4 separate regions of the Mus musculus genome follow, and all the other regions are linked to region 1. The links are chromatin loops, found by intact Hi-C in ENCODE. Cell type or tissue: left cerebral cortex. All regions are shown on one strand. Region 1 holds the start of Itih1 (inter-alpha trypsin inhibitor, heavy chain 1). Region 2 holds the start of Mustn1 (musculoskeletal, embryonic nuclear protein 1). Region 3 holds the start of Stimate (STIM activating enhancer). Region 4 overlaps Stimate (STIM activating enhancer).

Region 1 (5,000 bases):
ACTTTTAGTACCACAGATATATTGTCTGTCTGTTCACATGTTGTGACTTTTTGGAGGGCTACAATCCATTGTGGTAATCTAGGGTTTAGGGTAGGCGATGTTTTGTTTTCTTTTGATTCTCTTTAAGACTCAATAGTTGCACCATCTGAGACAACATCTATTTTACTTCTCCCTAAAAAGACAACTTTTTGTTGTTGCTAGTTTTTGAGACAGGGTTTCTCTGGGTAGCCCTGACTGTCCTGGAACTCACTTTGTTGACCAGGCTGGCCACAAACTCAAAAGTCCGCCTGCCTCTGCCTCCTGAGTGCTGGGATTAAAGTCGTGTGCCTCCACTGCCTGGTTCCTAAAAGGACATCTTTGTCCTTTGGGAAATCTTCCCCATTATCCCTTTCTAGAATGTTCCAGATTCTCCTACTGTCCTGTCCACACTGGTTTTCCTTTTGAGTACTTCTGCTTTCTACTGGTTTGATGTCTCCCAGGGTTTGGTGCTGTTTGTATCTGTGCTTTAAAATGGACAGACAGAAGGACGAACAGACGGATGGGCAGGCAACAGACAGGCAGGCAGACATCCATATGCTATGTGGATGGTGAACAGCTGTTTACAGAAGTCTCACACAGCCAGCCCCATAGGGACCATGGATGAGGTGAAGAAGAAGAGCGGGGAACGAGGATGGAACAGTGTGGAGCATGGTGAATTTTTTTTTAACATCCTTTTCACATCTTTGTTTTTTCTTTGTTTTTGTTTGTTTGTTTGTTTTTTAGCACTACTCTGGATTAGACCCAGGGCTTCTCAGCTGCCCAGCAAGCAGTCTGCCACTGAGCTGCACTCCCAGCTGTATGAGTGACTTTTGCTGCCATCACTAAATATCTGCCGAGAATCCACTTAAGGGCCTTTGGCTCACAGCCTGAGGGTTCAGTCCATCATGGTGCAGAGCGCACAGCATCAGGAATGGGAGGCAGCCATCTTCCCAGGCCCTCAAGCTTAATCCTTAGCAACCTCATCTGCTTCCTGTCTATCTCCTCTTCCCATAGCCACGATTGGGCCAATCGCACTCTTCATCCTAAACATGGGGTTTGGAACAGTAGCTGACTCCTGGGGGAAGTTGAGAACAGCAATGGAATGGGGCATACAAGATGCTCACACTGGTCATTTTCCCCTCTCCTTGTCCTTTTCTGTCACCTGCCACCCCTGGAGCCAAATCAGCATGCTCCTCGTTTCCTTCTGTGAACCGGATTTGGCATGACTCATCTCTCTCAACAGCCAAGAATCTGCTTGTGTTCCTTGCTGTCCCAAGCTTCCATGGACCCTTGATCCTCAACTGATCCTCTTGCCTCAGTAGCTGGGACTGCAAATGTATACCACAGTAACTAGCTCTCAGCATTCCAGTCTTGGGCACCTCGGTGTTTTCCATCCCACAAGCTAAGGGTCTACAGATACTCCGTCTTAGTTTTTTTGAACTGTCAACTTGACAAAGCTTAGAACCACCTGAGTCTCAGTTGAGGGATTGCCCAGAGCAGATTGACATGTGGTAGTGTCTGCAGGGGGTTGTCTTGATCGTTAATTGATGTAGGAGGGCCCAGCCCACTGTGAGCAGCACCATACCTTATGCAGGTAATCTTCAGCTAGCTAAGCATGGGTCCATGAGTGAGCCACCAGGTAGCATTCTTCCATGGTTTCTGTTTCACGTTCCTGCTTGGAGTTTCTTCCCTGGCTTTCCTCGATGACGCCTTGTAACCTACCAGCTGAAAACAAGCCCTCCTATCCTCTAGTGTTTGTAACAGCAACAAACTGAAACTAGAACCCACTGGTTCCATCCAGTTGATCCTGATCACTTGCCAAAGTTCCTTCTCTCCCAATGTTCACTTTCCCAAGTGTCACACTTCCCCAGACACCTTCTGATTCCCACGGAGATGAGTTCCCAGGGTCTACAGATCTTTAGGCATCCCCAGCCTCCAGACAGTCCCTAGGATTCACTGTTCCACTGGTTTGTCTCCCTTCCCGATCATATCAGGGCAACTAAGTTCCATCATCCTTGCACCCCAGCTCCTACCATTGTGCCCAGCCCACCAGGCTCTTTTTGTGCTGCTAAAGAACAAAACAGACCCTCAAATGTACAGAAGCATGCTGACCTGTCTAATCTTCCACAAAGGCAGAAAACAGGTCAGAAGGTCACCCTGCCCCAAGGCCAAAACCCTTTTCCCAGAAGCTGCCTCTGGGAGACAAAGTCCAGGATAAGCAAACAGCTCTTCTGCAAGGTCCCCTTCATCTCACCAGGGTCACATCCCAACCCAGGTCATAGAGTGACCTAACCAAATGACTGCAGCTGTCCAGTGGATTGTCGGGGACAGGGTTTGCACATAAAAGCTGAGCCACTTGTTGGGCAAGCCAGGCCTCTGAGGACTCTCCCCTCTGGGGTCTCCACTCTGTTTTCCCGGCTTTGTGTCTCAGGGCATATGCCTACCTCTCTACATGATGGGCGCTGGAGCCTGAGACCTCAGTTCAAGTGTGGCTGTCCCAGAGACACATGACTAGACCTTAGACAGTAAAGAACAACTGCTCGAGGCTTCCAGAGGCCTTGATTCTAAGAAGGTGCTGCCATTGGTGTCTTCCATGGTGACAGCATGCTGGCCTGGTGGGAGCAGGACAAAGCTGACTTCTGTTTTTCTTTCCAAATCCAGCAAGAAGGTCAGCGAGATGATGCAATACGCCCGGAGCATGGGTCACCGCTGTGCTTCCCCCAAGCCTCCCGAATCATCAGAACCAAATGTGTCACTGGGTGTCATAACACCCAGTCACATCTGTGGCCAAAGCATGACTGGAAAGTTTGTTGAAGAATTCTGGACGAAAAGCTTCATTAAGCTTAGAAATTCTATTGTATCGCCTCTGTCCTCTTGCCAAAAGTTAACTGTATATGAGACTGGTGCTGCCTGGTACTTGAGACAGGAAAGGAAGCATTTGAGGGCTCCACAAGCCTTCTTGACGGAGTGCAGATAAATACACAAGGGCAATCTGGAGTCTGGCAGGGACTTTCCACAGCCCTGAGCTGCCTGTTTACAAGAAGAAAGTAGTAACTGCCATGGTTTTAAAAGTTATTTTTCCTACATGTGGGCCTATGCAGTACCCACAGAAACCAGAAGGGGGTGGCGGTTCCCAACACAGGGGCTGACAATTAAACTTGAGTCCCCTGGAAAGGCAGCAAGACCTCTCCGCTGTTGATCCAGCTCAGCACCCTTCCTCACCCATGTTTAAAGACAAGATCTCATATAGCCCAACTGGTTTCCCAATGTAGCTGAGGCTTGTCTTGAACTCATCCTCCTGACCCCACCTCCCTAGTGTTAGGATTGTAGGTGTGTGCCACCAAGCCTAGCTGCCATGAACACTTTTTGTTGCTTTCTCTCTCTGTGTGTCTGTCTCTCCAACCATCTCTCTCTGTATGTGTGTCTGCCTGTCTTTCTGTCTCTGTCTCTCTGTCTCTCTGTCTCTCCATCTCTCCGTCTCTCTCTCTCTCTGTCTCTCGGTCTCTGTGTGTGTGTGTGTGTGTTTGTAAGTACATTCATGCCACAACCCATAGGTGGAGGTCAGAGGATAACTTGAGGGAGTTAGTTCCAAACTCAGGTAGTCAGGCTTTATGGTAAATTTCTTTACCTGCTGAGCCATCACCCAGGATCTGCAAACTTTTTCTTCAACTTCACTTAACATGTTGAGATATATATATACATATTCCCCTAGGAATTAAATCCAGAGCTTAGTGCATGGCACCTACCAACAACGGTAGACAAACCATCTACCAGTGAGCTACGTCCCAGCTCATTGATTCCCTAAACCCTGCTATTTGCCTCCGCTGTGTCTAATGTTTAAACTGTGTTTGTCCAGCACAGTATTAACTAACAGTCTGAGGGAAGTGACGGGGAATTGAGAGCCTGGAGATCATGGAGGGTGCCACAGGGCTCCGGGTGCTGCTGTGCTTGCTGCCGCTCCTCACTCTGCAGGCCAGGCCTGCTTTGGGCTTGGCAACAGGCAGACCCAGGGGCAGTGAGGTATGTGAGTAAGCCCTTAGCATAGATAGGCAGTTGTCCCTGCACTGGGCCCCGGGGCTGCAGCTCCTGCATCAGGGACATGAGCCTCCCTCACCCACTGATCATTTCTTCTTGAAGAGGAAGCCTCCCAGCGGCAGGAGGGAGGTGGAGGAGGAGAGCACACAGACCCCATTCCCACCCTTAATAAATGGATCAGGGTCCCTGAGCGTCCCCACTCACACTTAGTGGTGGTTTTGTTTTGCAGAAGCGACACGCTGTGGACACTGTAAGTTATTTGGCCAAGGGGTCCAAGATGGGGCCCTTACTACAGGTTTGCTTTTTCCCATCCCTGTATGCCTCTGTCAGTGCAACAGGCAGGGGGCTCCCATCACTTGAAATGTGACCTCATGTCTCCAGCAAAGAAAGAGGGTCTTCTTGGGAGGTCTGGTGTATTCTTTGGGAATCTGGGCACTTTGCTCTAGAGTGGGTAGAGTCCATTATTATTATTATTATTATTATTATTATTATTAATTATTATTAGTATTATCTTCAGTCAGTCAATGGTGTGTCCATCAAGAGCTTGAAAGTCAATTGCAAAGTCACCTCTCGCTTTGCCCACTACGTCATCACCAGCCAAGTGGTCAACAATGCTGATAAAGCCAGGGAAGTGGCTTTTGATGTGGAAATCCCCAAGACAGCCTTCATCAGTGACTTTGCCATGTGCGTGCGTGCCCTGTCTAACTCTTACACTCTACTCCACTTGTGTCCACTCACCTGTTCAGCCTGAGTTCAGAGTAGTGAGATCTCACTTGGGTCATGGCCAGCCCCAGCTTAGAGGGGTAGGAGGAAAGAGGTCCATTAGAGGTCTCACCTCCCACCTTACACAGAAAATCAGAGCCTCTGACTGCTTGTTTTCAAAGCTTTTGACTTGGGGAGCAAATCCAGTGAGTGATGTGGCCTCTGTGACTATGGTTATCTACTGA
Region 2 (5,000 bases), 64 kb after region 1:
CTCAGAAATCCACCTGCCTCTGCCTCCCAAGTGCTGGAATCAAAGGTGTGCGCCACCACTGCCCGGCTTTGTTTTTTAATTTAACTTTTTGTTGATTCTTTGTGAATTTCACATCACCCACCCCAATCCCACTCATCTCCCCACTACCTTTTGCCCTTGAAACCTCCAGCCCAAAGTGGGTAAATCTTGTTGTCAAAGCTGTAATGTGTGACTGTGTCCCACAGTATACTCTTTTGTTTATACTTTTTTACTTGGAGATGTTCACTGAAATGAGTCATTGGTCCCGTTGGAGGCTTCTGGCTCCTGCTATGCTATAAATACTGAATCCCCTGAGAGGGACTCCTCTTGGAAATTCTGTTGTGGCTCTGTGTCTTGGAGACCCTGCATCTTTATCTGTAGGACCAGCCCCTTCACACGCTCCGGCAGTTCATGGATGGGGGAGATGCTGGCATGGGCCAACTCAAAGCCCTAGATCTGGGCTTGGGTGGTAGCTGAGCTGGTCCACCCTCCATCTCTCCTGTACCCACAGCACAAGGCGAGTTCTCCAGCACTGCCCGGGCTAGCTCACCTAATGCCACAGCCAGCAAGGACAGTCAGCTCTCCTGGTCTCATGCTCTCCAGCAGAGCCAGCTCTCTTGCGGTGTGCAGGCAAGGGGCAGGGCCTGTTCTCCCAAATGCTGCAGTAGATGAGGCACAAGGCTAGTTCTCTAGCTCCCATGACCTTGGGGCCAACTCTCCCGCCTGCCATAGGTGGGAAGGGTCAAAGGGTGGCATCTTCCCCTTGCCCATGCCACCACATGTCAGACAAGTGGCAGGGCTCCCATGCTCACACCCTCTGGGCTTGCTCACCTGCGACCCACCCCCACTCCAGGGTCAGCTGTACTGCAGTGCTCAGGAGAGGTGCAGGGGTCTGATCTCTGGAGTGTTGTAGCTAGTGAGGGCAGAGCCAGCTCTCCCTCTCTCATGAGTCCAGAGCCATTTCTCCTGCCTGCTGTAACTTTCAAAGGATGAGGTAGAGGTGGGGGACACCTTACCCTCACCCACTAAGTACTTTTTTTTTTTTAAAATAATAGACACTGTAATAAAGCAAACAAATATTGAATACTTGATGCAGCTGGAGTTGGTGTCCTCTGGTGGCCCTGGAAAGTCCACTCCTGAGTCTACGGACCCAGAAGTGTGGCCAGCTACTGGTGTGTTGTCTTCATTGGTGTGGTTTACCTCAAGGCTGGTGGCATCTGTCCCTAGGACAGGGCGTTGGAAACTTTGAGGAAATTTCTGTTGCTTCTATGAAAACCCTGCCTTCCCTTGCAAGGCTATGGTCAGAGGCCACACTCCTGTGTGTCCGTTCACCCTCCAGGCTCTGGATGGGAGTGGGGTTGGACAGTACACAGTTCTGCTGGGAAGGACATTATTAAGAGGTCCAGTGAGCAAGTGCTGGCTCTGTCCCCACAAGACGTCTGCTCCTCTGGGACCCAGAGGATAGGCCCAGCCTGGAGCCAGAGCTACCTGCCCAGGGGTCACAGGAGCTTCTCAGGAGGAGTCATCCATGAGCCAGGCCCTGTAGGTCTGCTCTCAGGAGCCATTATTGGCCTGCCTGTGTTCTTGCCATTCTAACTGGGCAAGCTTTTAGCTTCCTCAACCTGACACAGCAGACATAGGACACAGGTCTGAGGAGACAGATGGCACACAGCTAGGAACCTGGTGTTCTCATACCCCGGCCACCATGCTGGGGGGCGGGACATGGTTGCTGAGGAGTCTTGGAAACTCACGGCCACTGGCCAGAGGAACCACACCTAGTTTGGGCTTTGAGATGGAGACATACAGTCCAGAGACACCATGGGCAAAGGAGTAAGGATAATGGGCTTGGAGGACCCTGGAAACACTGCAGCACCTTCTGAGGCAGGCAGAGGGAGCTCGGCCTCCAACAAGGTCTCTCTGTTACTGAAACCTGCTTTATGCCATAGACATTAACTCAACTCTCCTGCTGTGCATGATGGGAAACCGAAGGTTACTTTTCCATTTCATTTTTATTTTAGGTACGTGAGTATTTTGACTACAGGCATACCACACGTAATGCAATGCCCGCAGGGGCCAGAAGAGGGTGGCAGAGTTCAATGGTTATGAGCTACCATGAGGATATTTGGGAACTGAACCAGAGTCCTCTAAAGAAATGGCAAGTACTTTTAGCTATGGCACCATCTTCCCAGCCTAAAACAGAGATTTAGGAAGAACTGTCTCCTACACGCATCAGAAAGTCCGCACCAGGACTCCACGGCTAAGGCTCTGCCTGGAACACCTCAGTGGTTCTGAGAGCACACACATTATTCCCTGTCCCACCTCAGAGTCCAGGAAGGGCACCAGATATGCTATGTCCCCACACTTCCCTCTCTTCTGCAGGTAGCGGCCATGGCAACGTCCCAAGGTTGGGGACATTGGGCATACTCTTTATTGGTGTTTCCAAGGGCTAGGGTTGTGGGAGTCATGATGGTTCAAGAGACAGCAGAGGAAAGGCATCTTCCAGCATTACAAAAAAAAAAAAGTTCGTGGGGAGGCTCCTGTGTCCGGGTGGATGGTGCAATGTGCATGTCTCAGCCAAACACGCTCTTGGCTGGTCCCTCTTTGGGCTTCTCAAAGACTGTCTCGGTGCCTGTGCGGTTGCGGCTGAATACAGATGGGGCAGCTGAGCCGGCTTGCTCTGGAGGCAAGAGATGGAGGAGGTGACATCAGGGACCTAAACTGGTCTTCTCAGAGGCAGGGCTCCCTATGCTGTGTGCAGCCCCTCCTATGCCCAGAGACCCTCAACACCTCTTAGCTACCACCGGGGGATGCTTGTGTCTCCAATTCTACCACATGCCCGGGGGACACTCACCGTAGTCCCGCATGACCTGGTATGTCTTAGACTTGATGTCCTGGTTCTTGGCCAGGGTCCCTCGGGCCCCCTTCAGGTCTTCTTCCTTCACAGGGGGCCGCTTCTTCTTGATGGGGCCTTCAGGAGTGCCAGCCTTGGAAAAGTCGAGAGCCTTACAATTCAATGCCTTGAGATGAAGACCCCCCAACTTTGGCGGGGGCTCCTCCTTCCCAGGCTTCCGAATTAAGCCGATTCAAAGCTCACTCCTCTCCCAACTGCAAGTTCCCCGCCACCTCCCTGCCTTCTTAGCCTGACTTGGACATCTGACCTTTCCCCACAGACAGGGAGGGAACTCCTGGGGGTGGTGACCACTGCATCCTCACACTGGCCTGTTTGTCAGGCCGAGTTCAGGACTGGACACAAGGGCGGAGAGCAAAAAGATGAACTCTAAGACTGAGGAGCCCTTGGTAATCTCAGGAATTCTAAGATCTGTTCACAGAGGTGGTGAAGTCCGTAAGACTGCCCCTCCCCCCTTTCCCTAAAACAAAACCACTGATGTTTACTGTGTTTGGGGAGGGATCGGGGTAGACAGCCATGGAGAAAGGAGCAAGGATGACCTTGTTGTTCTTGCCCAGTAGAGCCGGGAAAGCCAGATTTAGTGCTCACCCTTCTCTACCACCCGGGCGGGCGCCTGTGAGGCTGACACCTGATTCCTTCTTAAGCCCTGCAGGCAGGTGCAAGGATTCCCTCACTCAGCCTGGGCTGAGCTCCCAGGGAAACGCAGGCCTGCAGACACACCCTCACAGGGAGACAGACAGATCTATAGGTACAGTCTCCGCCCCTCATCCTTCCTCCAGATTACAAATGTGTACACATCAGGACACACTAAGCCAGCAAGGCTAGCTCCCTCATCTCCATACAAAGGCGCACAGTTCTATATAGGCACTCCCCACCTCCAACCCCTCACACGCCTGAAGTGTCAAGGCCTTTCACCAGAGCCTGGTGAGACCCAGGGTGTCCAGAGGCCAGCCTGGAAGGGCCACGGTGCTTCTGTTTAGCTTTGGCTTTTACTTCAGAGCAGGCACTACTACTTAGTGTCCAGCCTTGCCCTCGCAACTTCCTTGGCACCAACTAGTCCCTTCTGGGCCTCCTTACCTCGGACATGTTGGATGCCAAGCAAGCTCGCTGTTGGTAGCTCTCTGGCAGGCAGTAGCCACAGGAAAGGATCTGCGTGAGGCCCAACCCTTGGGAACTTATATAGTCTGCTTGTGCGTCCTGGGTAGTCACTCCCCTCCTTTGGAAGCTCTCAGATGATTCAGATCCACGCAGCGACTAGCTGGAGTTTATTCTTGGCGATGATGGGCAGCTGCCCTGGTGAGAGGAGATGGCCGCGGGGACCCCGCATCTCTGGGGACAGCTGCTTACTCGACGGTGGGAGGTGTTGGCACTGTTGTTCACAGACTGTGTTTATGAATGTGAACCCTGGAATGTGTGAGACAGCCTGCCCAGGCTGACTGCAAGAACCCATCCCAGTGGCAGGGGTGGGAGGGGAAGTCTCTGAGGAGAGGGAGGGCCCTGAACAAGGGTGGATGCTCTGAGTTTGTTTAGCTTTCTCTTCTACTCCTGGATTCCACTGGAAATAGATTTTCCATCCCAGCACATTAGCAGGGGAGAAACTTCCTTTCTGTTGCTTGGAAACACTTCCTCATGGTGAGCACAGCCAACTCAGAGTGAGTAGCCAGGAAGGCCGAGACCCTGTGGAGCTGCCATATCACAGTCTTGTTGGTGTCCTGGTCCTCTAGCCAGCCCTGGGACAAGTTTAATAAAGAGACAAAGCAAGGTACAGTATAGGCCCGGAGGAGACCATGCTTGCTAGTAAAGGCCTATAGAGGGCTTCTGTCTAAGATGGACACTTGGAAGCTGGCTGGCAGGACTTTAGAGGGCTGGGGTGAATGCCACTTCAGCTATTAAGCTGTAGTAAAGAGTAGAGCTCCCTTGGAAAATCATTTAGCACCCACCACTAACTTCATCTTTGCATGGAAAGATCACTGGTGGCAATGCAGGGACCCTAAGCCTGAGGTGGGCTGTGGTAGATGTGGGTTGGAGGTTTGTCTTAGACTTCTCTCCACTCCCTCCCGTCTACAATGGACAT
Region 3 (5,000 bases), 120 kb after region 1:
CTCAGAGGACACGGTACTGCAAAGGGAAAGACCTCAGAGAGTACAGACAACACTGTTGGTTCAAATTGTCCAGAAGAATGTGCCTGAAGACCATAAAGAGAGGACTGCCAGAGGAAAGTGCTTCCCCCCCCCCCACCCCACTTCTTCAGGAACTTCCAGTTGGGCTCTGGCCCAGAAGGCTGGCCCTTGACTCCAGCAGCTCAGCCAGACATATTTGTGACCAGGAAGACAGAGTCTGACAGCGGCCAGATGTACTTCCCCAGCAAAAATCCAGTCCAAAAGTATAAATTGGCCCCTTAAGAATTCCTCCCTCAGTTGGGTGGAGGTGGTGGCGCACTCGGGAGCCAGGGGCAGGTGAATTTCTGAGTTCGAGGCCAGCCTGGTCTATGGAGTGAGTTCCAAGACAGCTAGGGCTACACAGAGAAACCCTGTCTCAAAAAACCAACAAAACAAAACAAAACAAACAAACAAACAAACAAAAAACACAAGAAAACAAAACCCAAACCCCAAAACCAAAAAAGAATTCCTCCCTCCTCCCTCCTCCTGGCTATTCAAAAGGGAAAAGCCCTATAGTTCTGTTTCAACAGGACCAAGAAATCTAAGCCATATGAAAGGTGCTTCCCAAATGGGCTGCAGCCCAGGAGGCCTCCTGATCTAGTACAAAAGTCCTGCCACCTTGGCTTGCTCTACAGGATAGACCCAGTTGTGGCCATCTCATCTCTTGTACATAACACTACCACTCACTGGCCCAGGGCCTTCTGCCATGATCATGAAGCCCTTCCATATCGAGCCTTCCTCTGCACAGGAATGGACTTTCTCACTTAATATATGCTCGCAGGAAGTCCTTAGCAACCCTGGGATGTGTGCATAAACTCACACTGAAGATTCAGTGAGGAAGTGAGTCCCCGAAGACTTGCAGGGCCAGTACCACCACTCTGAACAAATCTACCCTGACAATTCTCATCGGTGAGCAACTCTGTCCTGACATAATGGCATGTCCCTCTCTGAATCACAAGTGAGCCTGGGAGTCACACAAATCAAATCCATGAGAACAGTCAGCTCCACACTACAAAATCCCAGGTTTTGCATAATAAAAATGAAGCCTATAGTTTCTTGAAAAAAGACAGTGGCTGGAGGAGAGAAGAGTGGGAAGGAGCAGAAGCCCATTCATAGTATCCTGAAAACACAGGCACAAAAGAATCTGCACCTGTCAGCAACCGATTCTGGTTAAGTTGTCACAAACTATCATTTTGAGAACAACTACACATTAGTTTCAGCAGAGAAAATGGCAAAGAAGCAGTGGCAAGTTGGGCACTTCTTGTTCAAAACCAAGCAGCCATAAAGAAATAGTGGTCAGAATCAGGGGCTATCCAGGGTCGCTTGAAGCCTGGGCGAGTTTGCCCAAAGAAACCTCTTGTTATAAATAAGCAAGGATAACCCTACTGCATCTGCATTCAGAGCTGCAGCAGGACACCCCCACCCCCAGTGAAGACTACATCCTGCTGGAACTCCCCATTCTGCCCACAGAGCACAGTTGTGAAAACATGTCAGTTTTGGAATTAATGCCTCTATATAATAGCTTAGTTATAACTCCTCTCTAACACATCACAGGGACACTCTCAGGTCTACGTGCCAAGAGAACTCCATCCTTTAGTGTCTGTGTGTGTGTATGTGCCCATCAGAGAAACAGCACAACCTCCCAACCCAAGGGCAAATATGACCCTTCCTCCAACCCCCATTGGGCAACAAGGGCCATCTGTGACTTCCTTCTTTACTATAAAACTCCCCAAGAAGTGCCTCTGAGACTTTCCCGGAGCCTCTAGCCTCCTCCATCAAGTCAACCAGGAGGGTTGTCAGAGTTTCACGAAAAAAGAGGAAATTTAAAAATGTAAATAACAAACGTGGTTTGGAAGAACAGCAAGCGGAAACTTCAGATACAACTTAATTGGGAAAGCTCAGGACAGAGCTGAACAGGTGAAAAGGGAGGCTGGGATGTGGGTACCGCGGCAGTCAGAGAGGATCTTCCCTGAACAATAGAGGGAGTAGGGCTGGGGGTCGCGCAGCAATGTGGGAGCACCGACTGCACTGCCCTAACACTACAGGTGGGTGTGGGTGAGTCTCCCCACACCCAACAGAGAGGGCAAACACTGGGAGTGAAGGTTCAGAGAGGAGCCCAGCATTAGGCTAGCAGACACTTAAGGGTGTGGGGGTCTAAGAGCCAAGGGGAGGAAGGCTACGAGGAGCCCCTGAGAAGAAGCTATGGGGGGGGGGGGGTAATCTCGGTCCATACCGAAAAGTGAGGTAACCTTAATTTGCGACGGCAAAGTGGGAGGGGACCAGATTTAGGCTGACATCAGACAAGAGACAGGTCTAAGGTGGAGGTGGTGAGGGGCAGGGTCACTCCTGGCCAAAAGCTCTCAGCCCAGGGTCCCGGACTCCCTTCTAGTCTCGAATAACCAGCACCGTCTCGCGGGAGAGGGAGGCACCGCAGCCCAAGGGCCCGGTGCCCAGGCCGGAACTCTAAGGGCAGGAGGGTCCCCGGGGTGGGGCTGGGACTGCGGCGGTCGACGTGGGGACGGGGAGGGGCTGGGGTCCCGGACTCACGCATCAATGTGCTGAAGGCCACGACGCCGAGCAGCCCCTGCAGGAAGATGCCGAAACTGTGCATGAGCGCGCCGCTCTCACAGCGGCCCGCCCCGGACGCGACCGTGGAGGCCGGCCCGCTCGGCAATCCGCGGCTCACGTTCCCTCCCGGGCCTTGCATGGCGGCCTGACGGGAGGGCGCGAGGGGCCGCCGGCCTCGCTGCAGCCCGGGTCGCGCTGCCCAGCCGCGACCCCGGACCTGGAGCTGGGTGCCGGTATCTCAGCCCGCGGCCGCCTCCGCGCCGCGCGTAACCCGACGTCCGAGATCGTAGAGCTTGATTGGTTGAGCCAGGCGTGAGGCGGGCTTCGATTCCCTCCGGGGCGGGGCTCTAGCCAGGGCTAGGGGCGGGGCTGGAGGAGAATCTCTGCAGGTAGGTAGAGCAGGTGAGCCAGACTGTGTAAAAGGAATCCCCAGAGCCCTGTGTTCTAGGTCATGAGAGCAGTGTCAGGGACAGTGATGGAGTCTGTTGCTAAATCCCTTTCCCCTCCAAGGCAAATCTATAAATGCCCTGGACAATTTCCTAAGAATACTCCTACATTCTGCCCTCAGATTCGGTTCACTACTTCGGAAGTGGAGTCCAGAACCTGAGGCAACATTATGCTAAGGCACGGTATTGAGTACAATAGTCTCAGCCGTCTGAGGTCTTCTTCCCACGCCAGGGATTGAGTGTTCTACTTTCATGGTCAAAAGCCAGAGGATTCAACTCACTATTCAAAGCTCCAGGGTGAATCCCTGTTCCCAAACATAATTTGTGGGGGTTTTGTTTTGAAACAGGCACTTTCTTAACCCTGCCTGTCCTCAAACTTAAAACAAGGACCTAGAAACAATGATGGCCTTGAACTCCTGATCTTCACACTCACGCACTCTAAGTGAATTATAGGTAGGTCTGTGACACCAGTCTGTCTGGTTTTGCTACTTTGCTTGAGATTGGTCTTGTTGAATTGTCCAGGCTAATCTGAACCTTTGGACAAAAAAAATGATCTTTCCACCTCAGCCTCCGAGGTAGCTAGGACTGCAGTTAAGTGCCACTACACTTGTCCCCCACCCCCACTTTAAATGGTTACTTCAATCCAGCCACTTTTCGCTTTATAAAAAGGGTGAGTTTAAGTGCAAAGTCAACATGCACAAGTCCTTGCTCTGTTCACTTCTGAGATACAACTACAAATAGAACGGATTTTGTTTTGAGACAGCATCTGGAACTCATTATGTAGCCCAGAATCTGCCCGACTTTCTCTAAAGGCATATGCCACCACACCCAGTCTGGTTTCTTTTCTTTCTTTTTTTTTTTTTTTTTACCTCCAAACCACCGGTGTGCACAGACTCCAATTTAAGTTTGTCTTACTACCCAGACCCCTAGACATCTCTGCTGTCTCTCTAGACACCTCTTGCTGGTGCCCTAGAGCTCTGACTTGTCTGCTGCATGTCAATGGGCATGTGCATGGTACAGGTCTAACCTACATCAAGGTATCTTTTTGGAACAATAAATACTAACTTTAAAGACATTTCCTCAAGAAGTTCTAATTATCAAAGAGGACTAAATGCTTTCCAAAGTTTGTTTGTTTTATTTAACAGGGATATAGACTCTGCAATCCATAGGAAATGCAATTCTGCAGCCTTTCTCTTACCGTCTCCTCGCACACCGGTATGGATACTACTCTCTAGCCCTGTGCCATGAGCTGCTGCCTAGGCGGCAAGCCACCTGTCTGCCCATCTCCACTGCACCTTCACCTTCTGTGTGCTCTGCTCCACCAGCACTTTCAGCTGTATGTATGTTGGTTCAGACAGCTAGGTCTCTCCCCTGGTATGAGCTTTCTAAAGGCAGAGCTAGTGTTGATTCACTCTTGGCACAGATTTGGCACACAGCAAATGTAAATTTACCTGAATTTTAACTTATGTATATTTAATTTATTGAAATGTAAATTTATTTAAAGTTTTTTTTATTGAAAAAGATTGTGAAACTAAATGAACGTATAAGGGAAATGTAAAGTCCCATCATTCCCTTTAAGTCCGAGAAGGACCTTACACACTAAGCACTCAGCAGTTACAGCTCATGTTCAGGGAGAGCCAGAGGATCTGTGTGTTAAAGCAAGAGAGGCCGTGGCTGGGCACAGGGAGATTACTAGTTGAAGACACAGAGTTCATGAAAAAACTGCACACACAGCTGACAAAAGAAGTCTGGGAGAAATACCGCTCTGCACACTCAGGTGTGACACTGCTCTGCACACTCAGGTGTGACATCACTCTGTACACTCAGGTGTTGACACCGCTCTGTACACTCAGGTGTGACACTGCTCTGCACACTCAGGTATGATATCACTCTGTACATTCAGGTGTGACACCGCTCTGCACACTCAGG
Region 4 (5,000 bases), 78 kb after region 1:
TCACTCCATTGCCTAGAACGGAGGCTGTGAGTAACGGAGAAGACAGACATCAGTTTCCTCTTCTTTCTCAGTTTGTACAGTGCAGCTTCCACGGCCTGTTGTTGTTTTATACTAAAATAAAAATGTTGAAAACCACCCACGAGAGATAAAAGTGCCCGTGTCTAGCTGATATACCCTCGCTTTCGGTGTACCAGGCCACAGGTCACTGGAGGCGGACTGAGTGGACATGTGACAGTTTGTTTGATTATTTCTGTTCCCTTGACAGTCTTTCAAATGCTCCCTGAAGTTCTGTCTAGAGGACAAATACGGTCAGTAAGCATGCCAGTGTGCCCTGTTTTCTACTGTATGTAGTGGGCAACCTCAGGGACATGGTTTGTTCCGGTAAATTATTCTCGCAGGCTGTTATGGGAATAGGGGCCAAAAGGAAGGAACACGTGTGTGCTGAGAAGCCTCTGGAAGGGAGCACGTGGATGAGCCGGCAGGAAAGCCTATGATATACTGTGCCACTGAACACTATCCTGTCTTCAGGGCAAGAGAAACTTGGTCATCAGACTACAGATCTCACCTGTGACTCAAAAACCGTTCACCCCTCAAACCAAACAACAGTGCTTATGTTTCAAGTCCCATGACTTCTCCTAGGAACCCAACATGCTATCTTGAGAGCAACCCCTTCTTCTTTATTTCCCTGAGAGCTGTGAGGCCTACATGGAGTTCCTAGTGTAGAAGGCAGAATAATGGTCCTGCAAAGATGTCCACATCCCAATCTCTGGAACCCATGCTATGTACTGTGACCCAGGCAAGGGGAATTCTGGCTGTTAATGGAATTAGGGTTTCTATTCAGACTTTAAATGGAGCATCTGGAGTGTCCAGACGCACTCAGGGTAAGCACAGGGCCACTTCAAGGTGGAAGGTCAGAATGTTATACCTTGAGAACTTGGCTGCTGGCTTTGAAGGCAGAGGGAGAGAATCATAAGCCAGGGACCCAGACAGAACTAGAGGCTGGACAAGGCAACCGAACAACATCTGCATCACTTCTAGAATGACGCAGCCCTAATGCTGCCTTCGTGTTTACCCAATAGAACTGCGTTGGACTTTTGAAGGGACCACAGATAAATCCATTTGGGTTGTCTTAAGTCACTAAGCTTGTGTTGATTTCTTACAGCAGTGCAGAACAACAACCAACAACTACGATGCCGCAGGCAGCAGGGAGACAGTCCAGGGAATGAGGACTTGGGGTGGCCCTTGACAAAGGGATGTTTTCTCTGGAGACACTTGAGGACTCTGGTTCCCAACACCAGTGACTAGTTTAAGGGGTTGGGCCAAGAGGACAGGGCTCACACAAAGCTACTGCCTTTTTCCCTTCTTTCCATCCTTGGGGAGGAGGCAGATAAAACTTGCTTGAGAACTGGTGGTGTAGGGGACCAGACCGGACCCCTGTTCTCAGTCAACCGATACAGTGTCAGCTACTGTGTATCTGACAGCTCTGCCTTCCACACAGGGATCTCTATAGCTGAGGTGCAGGTAAGCAGTGCTGGTGGAGGTCCTGGAAGTTTTTAGGACCCCTGATGCAGAGGACACAGAGCTCACAAACATGTCCTGACCAGGTACGTCACTTAACTCCTAGTTGCCTGTTTTATAAATGAGAATGATGTCAGACTGGTCCACATGTGCTGTGGCCATTTCTGTCCCGCAAGCTGAGAACTCTATGGGTTTGGACATCTTAGAAGCCTCCTTCCCTTGAGTCCTGAGGCACATGCTATGTTGGGCCCTATCTTAAGTCACTGACTCACTGGCATCAAGTAACAGGCTAAGAAAAGCCCTCCCCTGAACTCATACTCCCTCACTGAAGACAAACAATTACTTAAGATTTCTAGAAATACCCAAGGCACTCCCCAGCCAGCTCCAGCAATCATGTGCCCTTTTAAACTGTCATTCTCTCAGAGGTCTTCAACCACCTAGAAGACAGTAGGTCTCTGGGCCCAGAGCCATGGCATGGAAGGAGTGTGGATCCAGATTGTACACACTTGTCCTGGCGCCCTCTTGTGGTGAGCTCCTAACACTGCTCCTTACGAGTAGCTCCTCACCAGGATCTCCTCACTAGGCAAACGTTCTAGCAGAGTAATCGGGTGACAGGACAATCGCAGGATGGTAGTGGAAAGAGGGACAGGCTTTCACCTCACTGTGGACAGCCTTCCCAAACAACAGCTGCTCCCATCTATCTGATGTGGTGGGCAGGGGACATGAACTCTTTGGGAAGCTCAGCAGGACGAGGTGGCCCTGCAGTCCTGCATGTGGGACCAAGTGCCTCTGGGGGAAGGGCTGTCTCCTGGCTTCTGCAATTCTTTTCCCCCACAATGGAGATCTTGGCAGTGAAATACTTGCTCCCAGCTCCTAGGAAAGTGAGTCTCAAGCCCTAAAGTGAACTTCTCTGTGTCCACACAAGAAGACAGTGAACAGCCCAAATCCTCCTGACTTCAGAGTCCCCAGCAGGCCCTACCCAGTGTCCCTGGACATTACCATATTCTCCAAAACGCAGGGATTCCCACTGCTGCCACTCCACCAAGACACCGACGGCGCGTACGCCCACATAAATGAGCAGCATGCCTACAGTGGCGTCCAGAAGAAAGTTGATGAGGTACCTAGAAAGAGAGGCCATACCAGCATGGTCAGGGAATAAAGCCACTAAGCTGTGGCCTCACTGTGGCACTTACCAGGGTCCCAGATGAAGGCTAACAGACCCAGCCTATGTTTGGCTTTACTGAGGGAGAGTAGTACTCCAACATGCAAGAGACTACAGAATGGTGGCTTCCATTTCCAGGAGTCTGAAAAGGTGCTAATATCAAAAACTTGAAGAACAGGAAAGAGAAGGACAAAGAAGCTTTATAAACTTCAAGTGTATGTGCCAAGGCCAAGATTCAGCAGAAGACAGCACACCTGGAAGTAGCTAAGGGAACCGAGGAGAACAAACCCCCATCGACAACAATAAGTCCATCGAGTGGTTCTGTTCATCCCGGTGTTTCCAGGCCAGGGAGGTGGTGTAACTGTGCCACTTTCCTAGGGCATTCAAGGAAAATGGTTTCTGAGACTTCTTAGGCAAATCAGGCAGGGTCGCACAGCTGCATGTTCAGCCCTGTCTGTAACCACGTGTGCAAACAGTATTTTTATTTTTTTATTTTTAGTGATGGAACCTAGCACTGTGTGTATGTGTGTGCGCGCGCTAGGCAAATGTTCTATCAGAGCTATAGTCCCAGATGTGACTTTTATACTTCAATGAGAGAGTTCTGCTGCCCCAAGAAAAGGCCAGAGGATTGGAGAAGGGAACATGGGGAGGCATGCCAATAGTGACCATTCTTATAAGGTTGGCTTCCACTTTCCTGAGATATAACCTTGTTTTCACCAAGGTAAAGCCCCTTGTTTACCTAGCCTCCTTCTGCGTAGATCCAGCTGAGCACCACTGGACACAGGCTCCAGTTACTGAGGCAGACTAAGATGAAAGTGAGGCCATGGAGCAGATAATGACCCTGTGATACTAAAGGGCTTTGAACTCCCTGTGGATAAGCTCAAGGACCGTGCAAGACTTGGCTTCAAGGAGCTTCCAAGTTGCTAAGGCTGAGACACTTTATGTAGACCAGCAGACCTCTGCCCCCGTCTGGGCTTTGTGATGTGCATAATACTGCAACACGGGGCCAGCATACTGTGCTTGGTCCCCAGAACCCAGAGCACTGAGAGGGAGGCAGGCAGCTTGCTCTTCCTCCTTAAAGACACAAGGGGTCACTCTCAGACCAGAATCAGAAAGAATAGTCCCAGCTTCCAAAGCAGTTTCCATTCTGGCAGGAGGGTCCTGCTCTGACACTATCTCTAATTGGTGTAGAAGGATATTCACACCTGCAGGTTCACATCTGAGATGAAGCCTGAAAGATAACAAGGACAATGGGTATATCCAGTCTTGCATTCACTTATATACTTGTCAAATACTTCCTGAGCCTACTGTGTGCTGCCCTTGGAAGCCAAGACCAAATTTGACTCTGCATTTAACACAGAGGATTCATTTAGGCATTAGAGCATCATGGGGGTACTGATGTGTACAGAGTACACAGACTGGTCTATGTCCAGCTTCACCATGTCTGCACTGTGTGAACTTTAGGTACTATAGCCTTCTGGTACCTCCCACTTGAAGTTGGAAAAGGGAAGTAAGAGTTGGAATTGGAGTGAAACCTCTGCCACTCTGTCTGCTAGGGGAATGACTATTCCTCCTCCAGTAAGATGTAAAGTGTTTTAGGGCATGGATAAGGTAGCAGACACATTGCTCTGCACCTCATGTGGAAGGCAGTCCACACTGACAGATGGATGCTCTGTGTGTCAGAGAGGCCAGTGATGCCCAACGATAACTTTGAACATCTCATAGCACAGGAAACACCCGTGTGCTCTGCATCTAGCACACAGCCGTTCTTGAGTGTTATCCTTTCCTGATGAGGGGCTGCTGTGAACTTGGGCACTAGAAAGACAAAGGACTGAACTTAGACTGATGAACAGAAAGCCAACACACAAGGTAACTGTCAAAGTCCTGAGAACCAACCAAAAGTGGAGTGTACAAACTCATGAAGGCACATACAGGATGAAACTAGAGAGAGGAGAAAGGATGGGTACCTCCCCCAAGCTAGAGAGCTGTGCTGGCAAGGGAAGAGAAGGCCAGTCCATATCTTCAATGGAGGTTAAGTTCAAATACAAGCCACTCACAGTGAACAAGGGTCCTCTTCAGTGAGATCTGCTAGGTACACATTTGCAAAGTGGATGAAGAGCATCCCTATGGCTTGTTTGGAAGTGTCTAAAAACCTGCATAAAACAGAACCAGCAAGTGTTACCAACCGGACAGGAGAGCAGCAACCACCTTAGGGAAAACAGACCAAGTCTGTGGCCAAGCCTCATAACCATCCCTACACCCAGAGGCCAGGAGACACCAAAGGATACCACGCAAAACACACAGAGGGCCTAGACCTAGG

The links. A loop is a pair of places that touch in the nucleus more often than their neighbours do. Peaks named below come from ENCODE experiments on the same cell type or tissue, not always from the same donor. Only the 100,000 strongest peaks of a DNase experiment are listed, where the experiment ranks them.
Region 2: it touches region 1 in a loop (5-fold over the local background); 13 of 42 quality-filtered maps call a loop at or near these places.
Region 3: it touches region 1 in a loop (2.9-fold over the local background); 4 of 42 quality-filtered maps call a loop at or near these places.
Region 4: a loop joins it to region 1, with 5 times the contacts of the local background. A loop is called at or near these places in 17 of 42 quality-filtered maps.

The regions. Positions count from the first base shown.
Region 1 is chr14:30,942,197-30,947,196 of GRCm38, reverse strand. It overlaps Itih1 (inter-alpha trypsin inhibitor, heavy chain 1), which reads left to right and starts at 3,908. Exons shown (of 22, transcript NM_008406.3): 1 at 3,908-4,038; 2 at 4,283-4,303; 3 at 4,571-4,737. The coding sequence starts at 3,931. In left cerebral cortex, a CTCF peak has its summit at 3,123 (motif pointing right); a DNase peak (open chromatin) is centred at 3,147.
Region 2 is chr14:30,878,619-30,883,618 of GRCm38, reverse strand. Mustn1 (musculoskeletal, embryonic nuclear protein 1) reads right to left here and starts at 4,362. Exons shown (of 3, transcript NM_181390.3): 1 at 4,004-4,362; 2 at 2,870-3,002; 3 at 2,009-2,695. The coding sequence starts at 4,012. The coding sequence ends at 2,589. In left cerebral cortex, a CTCF peak has its summit at 2,078 (motif pointing right); DNase peaks (open chromatin) are centred at 2,093, 3,663 and 4,250; H3K27ac peaks cover 1,097 bases.
Region 3 is chr14:30,823,495-30,828,494 of GRCm38, reverse strand. It overlaps Stimate (STIM activating enhancer), which reads right to left and starts at 2,901. Exons shown (of 8, transcript NM_028839.4): 1 at 2,605-2,901. The coding sequence starts at 2,764. In left cerebral cortex, CTCF peaks have their summits at 2,445 and 2,645; a DNase peak (open chromatin) is centred at 2,929; H3K4me3 peaks cover 1,718 bases; H3K27ac peaks cover 597 bases.
Region 4 is chr14:30,864,262-30,869,261 of GRCm38, reverse strand. Stimate (STIM activating enhancer) reads right to left here. Exons shown (of 8, transcript NM_028839.4): 3 at 4,738-4,833; 4 at 2,518-2,639. Among named protein-coding and RNA genes, the nearest start is that of Mustn1, 12 kb to the left of the region's middle. In left cerebral cortex, CTCF peaks have their summits at 2,036 (motif pointing left) and 3,763 (motif pointing right); DNase peaks (open chromatin) are centred at 2,029 and 3,771; H3K27ac peaks cover 2 bases.